Linked DNA regions of Homo sapiens: regions 1, 3 and 4 are each linked to region 2. The links are chromatin contacts, found by Hi-C or POLR2A ChIA-PET in ENCODE. All regions are on one chromosome and are shown on one strand. Each heading gives the region's core, a stretch centred on a gene start or an enhancer-like site at or near the end of the contact. The rest is flanking DNA. Distances are from core to core; before and after follow the strand shown.

The links. Hi-C counts contacts between places; a loop is a spot of excess contacts on that map. ChIA-PET counts read pairs that join two places held with the same protein, here RNA polymerase II (POLR2A). Pooled maps may share reads with other maps.
Region 1: a map of CD8-positive, alpha-beta T cell shows a loop between it and region 2 (39-fold over the local background). The contact joins the promoter of ZNF681 here to the promoter of LINC00662 in region 2. A Hi-C loop is called at or near these places in 1 of 168 maps with a recorded cell type or tissue (CD8-positive, alpha-beta T cell), 2 of 37 single-sample maps with no recorded cell type and 9 of 50 pooled maps. POLR2A ChIA-PET finds 5 or more read pairs at or near these places in 2 of 52 experiments (activated CD4-positive, alpha-beta memory T cell and naive thymus-derived CD8-positive, alpha-beta T cell).
Region 3: a loop to region 2 is called in a map of CD4-positive, alpha-beta T cell, with 12 times the contacts of the local background. The contact joins the promoter of ZNF91 here to the promoter of LINC00662 in region 2. A Hi-C loop is called at or near these places in 3 of 168 maps with a recorded cell type or tissue (CD4-positive, alpha-beta T cell and CD8-positive, alpha-beta T cell), 1 of 37 single-sample maps with no recorded cell type and 15 of 50 pooled maps. POLR2A ChIA-PET finds 5 or more read pairs at or near these places in 3 of 52 experiments (CD4-positive, alpha-beta T cell, activated B cell and naive thymus-derived CD8-positive, alpha-beta T cell).
Region 4: a loop to region 2 is called in a map of CD4-positive, alpha-beta T cell, with 10 times the contacts of the local background. The contact joins the promoter of ZNF507 here to the promoter of LINC00662 in region 2. A Hi-C loop is called at or near these places in 2 of 168 maps with a recorded cell type or tissue (CD4-positive, alpha-beta T cell and CD8-positive, alpha-beta T cell) and 9 of 50 pooled maps. POLR2A ChIA-PET finds 5 or more read pairs at or near these places in 1 of 52 experiments (activated B cell).

What each region holds. Positions count from the first base shown.
Region 1 is chr19:23,756,931-23,760,323 of GRCh38, forward strand. It overlaps ZNF681 (zinc finger protein 681), which reads right to left and starts at 1,961. Exons shown (of 4, transcript NM_138286.3): 1 at 1,817-1,961. The coding sequence starts at 1,819. It also overlaps a transcript of RPSA2 not described here. RefSeq lists an enhancer at 1,641-2,159.
Region 2 is chr19:27,791,694-27,795,318 of GRCh38, forward strand. LINC00662 (long intergenic non-protein coding RNA 662) reads right to left here and starts at 2,247. Exons shown (of 3, transcript NR_027301.1): 1 at 1,839-2,247; 2 at 1,307-1,539; 3 at 1-208. It overlaps LINC02987 (long intergenic non-protein coding RNA 2987), which reads left to right and starts at 1,738. Exons shown (of 7, transcript NR_146733.1): 1 at 1,738-1,916. RefSeq lists an enhancer at 1,980-2,459.
Region 3 is chr19:23,393,167-23,396,885 of GRCh38, forward strand. ZNF91 (zinc finger protein 91) reads right to left here and starts at 2,305. Exons shown (of 4, transcript NM_003430.4): 1 at 2,159-2,305. The coding sequence starts at 2,188. RefSeq lists an enhancer at 1,707-2,575.
Region 4 is chr19:32,343,638-32,347,068 of GRCh38, forward strand. ZNF507 (zinc finger protein 507) reads left to right here and starts at 1,973. Exons shown (of 7, transcript NM_001136156.2): 1 at 1,973-2,146. RefSeq lists silencers at 1,797-1,926, 1,957-2,146.

The DNA of each region.
Region 1 (3,393 bases), core at 711-3,210, 4.0 Mb before region 2:
CGTGATCTCGGGTCACTGCAACCTCTGTCTCGTGGGTTCACGCAATTCTCCGACCTCAGCCTCCAGAGTAGCTGGGATTACAGATGTCCGCCACCATGCCTGGCTAATGTTTGTATTTTTAGTAGAGATGGGCTTTCACCATGTTGGCCAGGCTGGTCTCTTTGCCAGGCTGGTCTCAAACTCCTCACCTCGTGATCCACTTACCTGAGCCTCCCAAAATGCTGGGATTACAGGTGTGAGCCACCTCACCTGGCTTATAAAAGTTATACAAGCTAAAAGTGCTGAGATACAACAAAAAGAAAAAGAAAAAAAATTATGTTACAGGGCACTGTGCCTGGGATAACACATTATGTAATTTAATTTTTATAACACCCTGGGAGCTGGTACTGTTTAATAATTCCCAGGATTTAGATGAAAAGCCCGGCATTTTTATTTCTTCTGTTTCTCTGTCATTGATTTTTTTTAAAAAGTATACACAATAAAAGCTAAATATAGACAGAGAGGAATGCGGAAAGAATTTAATGTATTTTAGAGAAATTTATATTGTGTCTGTTTACTTGTTTGTGACTTGTAGAGCAACTACTAGATCTGTAAGAATAGAAAACAAGTTGCTAGATAGAATGCAAGCACTAGTTTTAATAAAAAATTATAACCATAAAATATATACTTTATTTTTTTAATTTATCTGCTTTTGTGTTTCAGGAATTGTAAGCACCAGCCCTAGCAGCAGAATTCACCAGCCAAAACTCCGATCTCCAAAAATCAGTTCTATGAGGCAAGACTTAAGGGTAGGGCCAGACCTAAATAAGGCCTCCAAAAAGGTGAACCTGAGCAGAACTGGGGCAGGGAGTGGACTCTATATAGAATTCTGTTCTCTATGCCACTGGGGTATTTCCAGTTCTGTTTTTCCTAAACTTACCTTAAAAAAAAAATCCTTAAATCTCAGAGTTTGTATAATTTTAATCTTTCTTAGACCCTGCCCTATCAATTATATGACATATACTAATAAGCAATTTGAACACATTTATAAAGGTTTTCTAGGGTAATTTTATTAAAAGATAAATATGTATTAACAAGGTAAAAGAAATGGAAATAGAAATAATTCTTCTGTCTATAAATATCCCTTCAGGTGATGACATCGCAAGTCACAATTATATAAAGTGGCACAAATAGAGCCCAAATTTTCTGCACACATCTATTTATTGTACCAATTATATGATGCTTAATTTAACCATTTATCCAGTTGCTAGACTAAAAGCTCCTGGATTGTAGGGACCATGACTGCTTCATCTATTTTTCTAATGGCCATATGAAAAGAAAACAATTTAGCCGGGCGTGGTGGCAAATGTCTGTAATTACACCTACTCGGGAGGCTGTCTCGGCCTCCCAAAGTGCTGGAATTACACGCGCGAGCCACCGCGCCAGGCCTTTTGACTCTCATACATTTTTAATGAAAGGAAAGAGAGACTAGGAACGCCACGGACCAAAGCTCTTCCCATTCATGAACCCGGCACCCGTCAGGATTCGCCCCTGACGACCCTCCCGTGGTCCCTGCACAATCTGGGAGAGACCCGGCGCTGCGGATGCAGAGCCACCCAGAGAGAGCTGCAGGCCAGGACACAGTCACTGAGCAGGGAGGAGAAAGGACGCCCGGGGGGCTGGCTGTCAGCGCAGCCGCCATCTTATGGTCCAAGTGGACTGAGGCCGCCTGGGCGAGGAGAACTCAGGGCGCAAATTGTGGAGCTGACTGCGGCGAGGTCTGAGTCCCGCCACAGCCCCTTCCCCTCTCTCGGGATGTCGGACCCGACATTCTCACCATTTCTAGGTTTCCGGGGGACCTGGCGTCTTAGCTATGGATCGCCAATACCTGCAGGTCAGAGGGCCATAGAGGCTGGGCCTCTAGAAGAAGAGGACACAGAGCAGTGAAGACGAGACCCGGAGCTCGGGCTGAAGGGAGAGACAAAGGCCCCGCCAATCCCGGAAGCCGCCCTGTCTGCTCCAGCTGCATGCCTGATTGGACAGTTCCCAGCCCAGCGTCCCTGACTGGATAATGATTAAAACCCCACCCCTCAGGTCCTGAGTGACAGAAGATGTGATCAGATGCTCTGCTGAATGAAGACTAACAACGTAAGTTGCAGCGTTTTCAGACAGGGCTCCCTCCCTGAGCTAAGCCAGGCCCACCCAACAGGGTATTTGCCTTTAACCTTCTGTGTAAGGTCACATGCATTTCAAATAATATACTAGATAGCTATTCAAAAATAAAAATATATATAATAACAATTATTTTAATATTTCATCTTTTATGACCGTCCTGGTTTCTGGCAGCCATAGTCCCTACCCCGACAGCCCCCAGCCCAGATGGCATTCAAATCTTCCTGGATGGGCTTGATGCCCGTCACTCACGCGCTCTTTAGCACTGCGTTGTGTTGGTTACTCAGGCCTGGGAGAGGTGGTGGGGATTGTAGATCCAGGGTAGGAGCCACCTTACACCCAGAGTTCACCTGGCCACATGCCAGCAAGGAAGCCCATGAAGCACAGCCCTAGACACTGAGCCTCGGCACCTCCAGCTGCACTTTCTATTTATATATCAGGTTTTTTTTTTTTTTTTTTTGAGACGGAGTCTCGCTCTGTTGCCCAGGATGGAGTGCAGTGGCACAATCTCAGATCACAACAACCTCTGCCTCCTGGGTTCAAGTGATTCTCTTGCCTCAGCCTCCCGAGGAGCTGGGACTACAGGTGCGTGCCACCATGCCCGGCTAATTTTTGCATTTTTAGTAGAGACGGGGTTTCACTATGTTGGCCAGGCTGGTCTTGAACTCCTGACCTCGTGATTGGCCCGCCTCAGCCTCCCAAAGTGCTGGGGTTACAGGTGTGAGCCACCGCGCCCGGCCTATATATCAGGTTTTTAAAACCATAAATAAACAGACACAAAAGCAGCCACTTTGATTGAGGAGAAAGTGGGAGCCTAAAGCAGCTGACCCTCAAACAGCTTTGCCAAGCCTCAGGCCAGGCCAGGCCATCTCAACACTCCAAGGCTACATGATAGTTACAGAGGACGACAGTTCCCATAGGTACTTGTCAAGCACTGTGCTAGCTTCTCAGTCACAGAGTCTCAGAATTTCTCCTTGCCAATACCCTGTGAGGGGAGGCCCTAACTCACTAGAGCACAGGAGGTTCCTAAGCTCTTCCCAGGAAATGGTTAACAAAGTGTGGAGCTGGGGGAAAACCCAGTCAGAACAAATGACTTCCCAGGGTCTCCCTTGACTCCATCCCTATCTCCACATGGGGCCAGGAGGTGAAGCGAGCCCCCTAACCCCCTCCATTCCACTCTCTCCTCAAAGTGGCTGTTTTTGTGTTTTCTTATTTATGGGATTTCAAAAGCCTGATTTTTAA
Region 2 (3,625 bases), core at 997-3,496:
GAGACCATCCTGGTCAACATGGTGAAACCCCGTCTCTACTAAAAATACAAAAATCAGCTGGGCGTGGTGGCGCATGCCTGTAGTCCCAGATACTTGGGAGGCTGAGGCATAAGAATCGCTTGAACCCAGGAGGTGGAGGTTGCAGTGAGCCGAGACAGGCCACGGCACTGTACAGCCTGGTGACAGAGCGAGACTCTGTCTCAAATAACTAAAAAAGAAAAAAAGAAAAAGTAGGTGTAAAACTATCCATAGTAGATACTCTCATTTACATAAAATCCAGTAAGAAAACAAAACTGAAGTTCTGGCTTCCGGTAATACTGGAGTAGCTTGCTAAACTAACACTCTCACAGATAACAATGATACAATCTGGATAAAATATTATATATAGTTACATAGAAACATTCATCTATATACAATACATACATACGTGTGTGTGACTGAATGAGAATTTCAACCTTTCCCACCGTAGGGAAGATAATTATTCTGTTTGAATTCAGCCACATTTACCCCCTCTTCAAATAATAACAATGCTCTTCCAAAGAATACAACAGAATTTAGTCTCTATAACTAATATTTATAATTTCTATTACACAATATTAAAATTCATAAAATGTGTGAAGAAATGTAACATGCAAACTATACACAAGATAAAAAGCAGGCAGCAGAAGCTATTTCTAAGATGTCCGAGATGATGTAATCAGCAGACAAGTATTTCAGGGCAGCTATTATAAGTACGTTCATGGGGGTAAAGGAAAATATTCTCATAATGAATTAACTCATGTAGAGTCTCAGCAGAGACATGGAAATTATAAAAAGAGTAAAATAGAAGACAATAAAATAATAAAATAAAAAGAACTTTTAGTTTACAGAGTAGAAACAGAAGACAGCAATATAAACCATCCAATCTGAAGACTGAAACAAGTTTAAAGAAAATGAAAAGAGGCCTAAGAGACCTGTGAAATGATTGAGTCTGAGACAGAGAGGGAGAGACAGAAAAATTAAATATAATACAAAAACAAATAAACAATAGCTGAAAATTTAAAAACTTGGTCAAAACCGCAAATTCTTATATTCAAAAGGTGAACACACTCCAAAACAAAAACAAAAACAAATAAAACCATATCGAGGCCCTACTGTGATTTAGAAAACTGGCAGAGCAAGATTTTCCAGGGAGTTGCTATGATTTCTCATTTTCACTATTTATAATAATGGAAAATATGCACTCCTTAGTTTTCTTCTTGGAGAAAGTCTGACTTGTCAAACACAGATGACTTTTCAGTTTAGTTTTCAAGGTTTAATTTCTTACCTTGGAAATCAATTAAATTTGTTTCTTTAAAATGTCGCAGTAAAATTGCTCCTCCAGACAGATGTCCACGGAGATTCTGTCCTGCTGCGTCCGCCTTTCACAGAACTGAGGTTGTTCCTACACCAGTTTCAGAAGCGTGTAGGCACGCTTTATTACAGTGGCAGCAGCGTCCCTGTGCGAGGTCTAACCCAGGTGTGGGCCCTGCAGCCAGCCCGGGGGTCCAATGGGTCCTCCTATGGAGCACAGGAAGAATCGTGGCAGGCCAGAGATAGACAAAAGGTGGCTTTTAAAAGGGAAGTGTCAGGTTACCAGGGACTGGGTACTTTTACACGCGGACCTTCGGCCCTGCCCATAGAAAGGGGCAGCACTGCGCATCTCTGAAGGAGTGTGGCAAAGGGTGGGGCAATAAGAAGGGTGGGGCAGAAAGGAGTGGCCCCTCAGGAGGAAGGGGCGGGGAGATCCCAGCTACTAGAGGACGCCCGTTCCAATGGCAACTCTGCCAAGGCGCCTATGAGAGCCTCTTGGCTTTTACCTGGTCTGCGAGAAATCAAACTTTGGGCACAAGTCATGAAGCCGACAAGCCCGGGAGACACAGTGTCAGAATTACAAGGTGAGATCAGCCGCCCGGCCAAGCTATCTTCTCGCTAGCAGGTGAGGCCCGTGAACAGCCAAGCTCCCCTTGGCACGGCGGAACCGCAGTGGACGCGTGGAGGGGCTCCGTAGAGGAGGGACCTTTGCTTGGGATGCGGGGAGCTGTAGTCTCTTATCTGCACCCAGCTTGTTAGTTGTACGCCTGCAGGACTACAATCTCAGCACAAAGCAGGATTGTAGGGCGGTGCGGATCCCTGGAGGGAGACAGCGCGGTGCGCTCCTGCCGGCCATGCTGGCTGGGGTGGTGTCTTAGGCGGTTCCAGCCGTTAGTCACAGGGCGGCCGGACTACAATCCCAGCATACAACGGGAGTGGAGGTGGTGACCTTGAGAGAGGGCCTGTGCTGTGCGCGCCTCGCGGGGCATGCTGGGAGCAGTAGCATCTTAGCTGCTTCCGGCCGCTGGTCGCAGGGCTGCGGGACTACAATCTTCGCATGAAATGGAAGAGAGGGTGGTGCGGATAGCTTGAGGAAGGTACGGATACCTTGAGGGAGGTATGGATACGTTGAGGGAGGTACGGATACGTTGAGGGAGGTTACGGATACGTTAAGGGAGGTACAGCAGCGGTGCGCGCCTTGCAGGGCATGCTGAGAGGAACAGTTTTTTAACTGCTTCTGGCTGTTGGTGGCAGAGCTGCGGGACTACAATCCCAGTATGCTACGGGAGTGGGGATGATGCTGGTCCCTTGAGGGGGGGGGGCAGCGCGGTGCCCTCCTGCCGGGCATGCTGGTAATAGTGTCTTAGCTGCTTCCGGCCGTTGGTCGCAGGGCTATGGGACTACAGTCTCAGCATGCGCAGGGTTCAAGGGTGTTGCGCAGCCCCGCAGGGAGGGGCAGGGCGGTGTTGACCTCTGTTTCCAAACCCATGCTGGCTACTGAATCTGTGCCACCCCTGGCTAAGGGGAGTGAGTCCATAGAGGGACTTGAAGGGCAGGTCTGGGCTGGGCAGTGAGGAGAGTATGATACTGCAAAGTGCGCCTCGCCTTTGCCAAAATCGGTCGGGTCTCAGGCTCACCCCACCTCCCGCTGCTCAGTTCCGTTTCCCTCCAGAGCATCAAGCCTCCTCCCGCCCAGGGGGCCTCCTGCTTTCCTAAGCTGCTGTGGAATCGGCCTGAGGTCCCAGACGCTGTCCATTGTGCTGCTGCTCTCTGCTTTCTCCAGCCAGAGTGCCAGTTCATCCGCTTTTGGGAGAACTCCGCCGCCTGGCCTGCCCGCGGAAAAGGTCACAGCTTTGCAGGGGGTGACATGGGCTATGGCTTCCTGGAAATGTCACCCTCACTAGCGCCTTTTAGATAGATGTGAATTTTGAGACATGAGGGAGAGTAATTATTGGTTTACCCAGGAGATGCTAAGAGCAGAGGAGAAAACCCTAATTTCCAGGCATGTGTCCTGAGCCAGGGACAGGCTGGCCAGACCCTAAGCCCCCAGTGCCGCCAGAGAGCAGCCTACTGCCCTGATTTGTGTGGAATCCCCTTCGTGCTGCTGGGCCTTAGCGTCAGGGACAGCCCAGTCAGGTGAAGGTGGGGATGACCCATGGGCTTCTGGAAGTGGGTTGGTGGTCCTGGGAGGGCCAGCCCATCCCCCCTTGGAGAGGGTCTTTGTGCTGAAGGATGCCCACAGAGGCCTGGGTACCAGGAACACTGCTCTAGGCAAGGTGCCTTTCTTCCAGAT
Region 3 (3,719 bases), core at 1,055-3,554, 4.4 Mb before region 2:
TATTTGTTTTCTCCTCAATACTAGTATCTGATTGGCTGGCCAGCAATGTGTCTCCAAGAAATGAAAGCTGAATTGGGTGAAGGCAATATTAATGTCTCAAGGAATTAACTTTAAAAAAAAGTGCACCAGGAAATGCCTCTCAGCCTCAGGGCATCCACGTCCACACTTGAGAAGCTAAACTCAATACCTCAGGTTGTCCTATGAGAGAATATGACCCAGAAGCTGATATTCACTAGACACTCTAGCACACATAGCCATGGTGGGTATCTTGGTTTATCCCCATACAGTACTGAAATCTAGGTCCAAGAAAAAACTGAAGGGTGACTGAAGACACATCACCCTATACAGTTTCCAAAAGGAAAACCTGACCCAAAAACATTCTGGTAAGATAGCTGCGTCTAGGGAAAATAGACGAAAAAAACGCACAGAGATATTTTACCATACAGTGTCAGGAGATTATTCTTTGCTTTCTTCTCACAGGGAGTATTTACCAAAAAAAACAAATCTTTTTAAATGTGCCATCAAATGCTTTGTCAAAAAAAAAATTAATTGGCCAGATGCGGTGGCTCACGTCTGTAATCCCAGCTCTTTGGGAGGCCGAAGTGGGCAGACCAGCTGAGGCCAGGAGTTCGAGACCAGCCTGGCCAACATAGTGAAACCCTGTCTGTACTAAAAATACAAAAATTAGCCAGACGTGGTCGTGGGCACCTGTAAGTCCAGCTACTTGGGAGACTGAGAGAGGAGAATCATTTGAGCCCAGTAGGCGGAGGTTGTAGTGAGCCTAGTGCGTCACTGCACTCCAGCCTGGGTGACAGAGCAAGGCTCTGTCTCAAAAATTAAAAATAAAAATGATTAAAATCGGTATCAAAATGTACACTACAGGACAAATAGTTGATAAAGTGAATTAGGGAGGGGAAATTGGCATTTGGGAATGTCAGACGAAACTGGAAATTTAGTATTTTACTGCAAGCCAGAGTTAGGCTGGAGGAACAGGGGATGAGGGGTGGACTTGAGGCCCTGCTTGAGACACATGTAAAAAATTCAGGGAAAAATCGTCCCCTTTTGAGTGTGAGAAAAATTAAGTGGCAGGCAATTAGATTGAGGTGGCTCTAGTCCTCGGATTTCTACTTCTAAAAATAAAAATCTAAACTCAAGAGCATTTTTTGGTAAATTACTACATTGGCAGAAGCAAAATTTAGGCTTAAGCAACTATAAACTGCCAATTAAGCTCTGATTACATAAGAAGGATATTTCCACCTAGATTGTAAAAATTAAGAAACTAGGCCAGGTGCGGTGGTTCACGCCTGTAATTCCAGCACTTTCGGAGGCCAAGGTGGGTGGATCACCTAAGGTCAGGAGTTCCAGACCAGCCTGGCCAACAAGGTGAAACCCCGTCTCTCCGAAAAATAAAAAAATTGGCCTGGTGTGGTGGCAGGCGCCTGTAATCCCAGCTACTAGGGCTGAGGCAGGAGAATCGCTTGAACCCGGAAGGCAGAGGTTGCGGTGAGCCGAGATCACGCCACTGCACTCCAGCCCGCGCGAGAGAGCAAAACTCCTTTTCAAAAAACAAAACAAAACAAAACCTACATAACTGTACCTAGCAAATTACTGAATTTGGTTTTCTTTACCATGAACCTTATAAAAATATCTCCTTCAAGGCCTTTCATAGACCACAAATTACAAACCATAGCTGGGTGCTCTACAATGTTTGAATCACTCTTTGATTAAATTATTTAATCTTTTCGCGGTGACGCCCATAAATTTTTAATAGAAAAAAAGAGGCCCTGGGAACCCCACGGACTAAAGTGCTTCCTATTCATGAGCCAGCACCTCCAGTCAGGATTCTCCCCTGACGACCCTCCCGTGATCCCTGCACAATCTGGGAGAGACGCGGCGCTGCGGGAGCAGAGCTGCCCAGAGAGGGCTCCAGGCCAGGACACAGTCACTGGGCAGGGAAGAGACAGGACGCCCGGAGCCCGCCTGTCAACGCAGCCGCCATCTTATCGCTGAAGGGGACTGAGGCCGAGCTGGGCAAGGAGAACCCGGGCACGGATTGTGGAGCTGACTGAAGGAAGGCCTGAGGCTCGCCACAGCCGCATCCCACCGGTTTCAACGAGCCCCGTTCCCTCTCTCGGGACGTCGCACCTGGCAGTCTCACCATTTCTAGGCTTCCAGGGGTTCCTGGCATCTTAGCTGTGGCTCTCCAATACCTGCAGGTCACAGGGCCACACAGGCTGGGCCTCCTGGAGCAGAGGACACAGAGCAGTGAAGTCGAGACCTGGAAACTCCGGCGGCAGCGAGAGACAAAGGCCCAGCCACATCCCGGAAGCCGCCCTGTCCGCTCCAGCTTTGTGCCTGATTGGACAGTTCCCAGCCCAGCGTCCCTGATTAGATAACGTTTAAGGCCCCGCCTTCTCAGGCCCTGAGTGACAGAAGATGTGATCAGACACTGGGCTGAATGAAGAAAGAGTGACAGCGTAGGCTGCAGCCTTTTCAGGCAGGGCTTCCTCAGCTCAGCCAGGCCCACCTCAGAGCATGGGAAAATCCTCTCTCTTCTTTGCTCTCTTTCAATGTATTCAAAATGTGAACAAAAATATTTGATGTATATTAATAATACATAAAATTTTTGTTCCAGAGAAAATCAACTTTTACTTTATTGTGTATTATCAATAATAAAGCTAATTTGATAAAACATTGTAAGTCTCTCAGCCGGGCGCCGTGGCTCACACCTGTAATCCCAACACTTTGGGAGGCCGAGGCAGGTGGATCTCCTGAGGTCAGGAGTCCGAGACCAGTCTGGCTAACATGGTGAAACCCCATCTCTACTAAAAATACAAAATTATTGAGCATGGTGGTGCGTGCCTGTAATCCCAACTACTCGGGAGGCTGAGGCAGGAGAATTGCTAGAACCCGGGAGGCCAAGGTTGCAGTAAGCCTAGATCGCGCCAATACATTCCAGACTGAACAATAAGAGTGAAATTCCATTTCAAAAAAATGAAAAATAAAATATAAAAATTAGCTGAGCATGGTGGCACACGTCTGTAATCCCAGCTACTCCGGAGGCTGAGGCAGGAGAATCGCCTGAACCCGGGAGGCGGAGGTTGTAGTGAGTTGAGATCATGCCACTGCACCCCAGCAAAAAATAAAAATAAAAATACATTAAAATTTTTTTGACCTCTCTAGATTTTTATACATATTTTATGATCTCTTATAATTTTTTAATTTTTTTTTTTTGAGACTGAGTCTTGCTCTGTGGCCCAGGCTGAAGTCCAGCGGCACGATCTCGGCTCACTGCAACCTCTGCCTTTCAGGTCCAAGGGATTCTCCTCCCTCAGCCTCTGGAGTAGCTGGGATGACAGGTGCACCACCACACCTGACTAATTTTTTGTATTTTTAGTAGAGATGCGGTTTCACCATGTTGGCCAGGCTGGTCTCGAACTCCTGGCCTCAGGTGATCCACCTGCCTTAGCCTCCCAAAGTAGTGGGATTACATGGGTAAGCCATGATGCCGGTCCATTGTTTAACTTTTTATATTTCATTTTAATCTACATTATTTTTACTTTTTCAATTTGAAGGAACCTTTAAGTAATTTCAAAGCAGACAAATGTTTCTAACTTTCTTCATCAAAAGCATATTTTGCTTTTGTTTATACTCTCTCTATTTTCTTTTAATTTCCAAGAGAGAAGCTTGTTCTGTCACCCAGGCTGAAGTGCAGTGGC
Region 4 (3,431 bases), core at 723-3,222, 4.6 Mb after region 2:
GCCGCCACCTGAAACACTGCCAGTCATCAAGCCAAAGGGAAACATACTCTGGAGGGAACTGCACTGGCAATTAAATGCTCCAGTATGAAGGGAATGCCCTCACTCCCACACACGATCCATTAGCCAACACCAGTACTGGCCACACCCCCGAGCCACAGGGTCAATGGAAACTAACCTTATGCCAGAAGAGGGACAATGGGAACTAGCTGGTGAATACCAGTAATGACCACCACAGGAACTTCAAACGAAGATACACTTTCGTTCGCTTGTTTTAAAAGTTCTTTATTATCCCTAGATTATATTTTCTCTATTGTGTTTCTGCACTCTCCCTTGATCAAATAATTCTGTCATTTCGTCTGTCTACTTTCAGATTCATGGACATTACACTTAAGACATGACTAACGAAAAGCCTCTCTTCAGATAATGATAAGTTAGGATTGTTTGTGCCAATAGCCCAAGGCAAGGAATTTCTCATATTACTTGTTTGTTCTCCCTTTCAACACTTCGTATTTCTGGGTTTTCTTCACTGTTTTTTCTTTCCACCCTTCCATGCTAGTCTCCTGCTCAATCTCTTACCTTTTATCGAAAAAAAAATTACTCAACATTTTATTTTTTCACAGCTATTTGGTCTAATTGGCAAAGGATTCTGTGGAATAGCAGAATTCTAACTTTGCAGCCGGGCGCGGTGGCTCACGCCGGTAACCCCAGCACTTTGGGAGGCTGAGGCGGGCGGATCATGATGTCAAGAGATCGAGACCATCCTGGCCAACATGGTGAAACCCCGTCTCTACTAAAAATACAAAAAAATTAGCTGGGCATGGTGGCACGCCCTGTAGTGCCAGCTACTCGGGAGGCTGAGGCAGGAGAATCACTTGAACCTGGGAGGTGGAGGTTGCAGTGAGCCGAGATTGCGCCCCTGCACTCCAGCCTGGGGAGAGAGTGAGACTCTGACTCAAAAAAATAAAATAAAAATAAAAATAAAAATTCTAACTTTGCTGGTTTCCTAACCCCCAAATTCAGATGAATTTGAATTCTGAAATACAGTAACAGGAATTATCAGCCTGTCTGATTCTAAATTTTGTTGGATCTTCCTCCCAGGACCGTGGACAGCCCAGCCAGCTGTAAAGGCCTCTAAAAAGATCTGGAACAGATCCCCAAGAGGTATCTCACCAAATGAGTCCATTCCACTACAATGGCCAGAATCTTCAGTTTTACACCCTTGCTCATGCCCACCGCTCACCCGGAGTCCAGACCCAAGCACCATGCTGCGTAGTTCCTAATACGGCAAAACTATCCAGCATTTTTGGTGAAATTGGCTGGAATGCTTCACTTAGTCCGTTTTTCACTGTTAGCAGGAGAACCACCCTAGTATCTTTCATAGAACAGATCCGAATGACAAACACCATCGTGCCCTCGGAGGGCTGAGCTTGTGTTACTGGGTCTGGTCCTACAAACCCTGAAAATCCTGAATCTCTCAAGCAAAGAGATTCCCCAGGGCCAGCTCTGGCCCTTAACAGGCACCCCTTAACGCCAAGCTGCGAATCTGGCTAGGACCTCTATATTTTAGCCAAGAACACCTTGAAATGTACAGTCCTACCAAAGGAACTAATACAAATCCAGAAGCACAAGGCTAAAGAAAAAAAAAAAAAAAACCCCAATGCCCATTGTTGAAAGCCAATTGCGGGGTGAGTGGGGTGATAAGGCTAGCCCACAGCGGATTTAGGCGACGTGGGGAGATGCCAAAGTGAATACACGGTGACTTCTAAATCTAGACGTCTGGAAGGGGCCATGAGAGCCAGACAACTGGGCCCGAACCCCGCCCGGGAGCCAGGGTTTGCAAGGGGCTAAACCGGCTGGGGAGCCTCCCTCTCGCGGGTCCAGCCTCGGCGGCCCGGGACGCCGGTAGGCGGGGCCTGAGCCTCGCCCCGCCCCCGCTGCCCGCCATTCGGGTCACCTGACCCACCCGCGGCTCACGTGATCCGTCCCCAGCGCCGCCATTTTGGAGCTCCGGATGAGGAGGGGGAAACCGGGGGAAAAGAGGGAAAAGAGCCGGGAGAGAGGTGGGCAAGGACGAGGGCGAGGGCACGGCCGGGTCCTGGCTGGCCAAACGAGGCTCGCGGAAGCAGCAGCCGCCGCCTGACCGCAGGTACCGCGCCCCGGGGCCGCCCCTCCGCCCGCTGTTAGCGCCGCCGCCGGCCATGTGCATCCTCCCCTCAGGCCTCTGCCGGCGCTCGCTTCCTCCTCAGCCGGCCGACCCCCGCCCGGTGCTAGCCACAAGCCCCAAGTTCCGTGTCCCGGTTCTGTCTTCTGTGCAGCAAGGCCTGCGGAGACTCTGGGCTTGCCCTGCAGCTGGGGGTGGGGGGAACTTGCTGCTCCCTGCATACTGTCACCAGCCCGGCCCGCCCGCAGGCGTTGCTTCCTTCTCCAGGCGTTGCTTCTTTCTGCAAATGTGAGATCGCTTAGGCCAGCCGGGATGGACCCAGCCACGATGTTCTCACAGCATCTTTTGATTAATTTTCTAAGCTCCCTCATTCCCGACCCATCACCTCAGTCCTTTAGCCAGTGCGTGGTGTAGAAAAAGCTACTACAGAAACGCAGCCCTGGTCTTCTGCATTTATTACCATCCTCTGGAGATAGAATGATGTCTCCAGAGATCACGGAGACCATCAGGGAAAGTTCCCACCTCTTAAGACCTGGGGGCATCGGAATGAATGGTTTGTGTAGAAGGCCGGGATGATTAATAAGGTGGCGGCCACTTTCCCAACCCCAAGGCGGTATTTTTAAGTTTCTGCAGTGGGCTGTAATTTGCTATCAGTCTGCATCGCTCTTCTCAGGCAATTACTGGATTTATCACCTCTTTGAGTTTGCACTTTCTCCAGTACTCCCCTCTCACTCAGAGTATGGGTTGCATTATTGATTAAAAGAAAGCCTGGCCCTTCATTCCTTTACCTCACTAACTCGTTGAAAATTAACTTCAGGGGAGCCCTAAAGATGTTTTTTCTGCCCTGGCAGTGAGCTATTTTACTTAACCGTAATCGATAAGGTAGTTGCATTCTAGGTGAAACGAATAAGCATTTTTTTATCTTTTAGATTTATTCCAGCCAGTATAAGAAACAGTGGCAAAGAAATGTAGGACCAGAGTAGGAAACTGCGTTAGAAGATATATAGGTCACACCACTGTGTCATATCTTTTTATGCTGTTTTTCTGCCTATTGTGCTTGGTTGCAGAATCACTCGTTAGATTGTATTTTTAGTTTAGATTAAAATAGCAATGTGCAATTTATTGTTCCATTCTCATTAGAAAATGTTGTCAGTAAAACCAATAGTGTTGAGTCCAGTACCTAAATTCTGAGGTAAAACAAAATACACAATTATTGGGAGAAGTTTCCAGAGCTATTTTTTCCTAACTTCTGCAAAATCCTCAAGTCGGC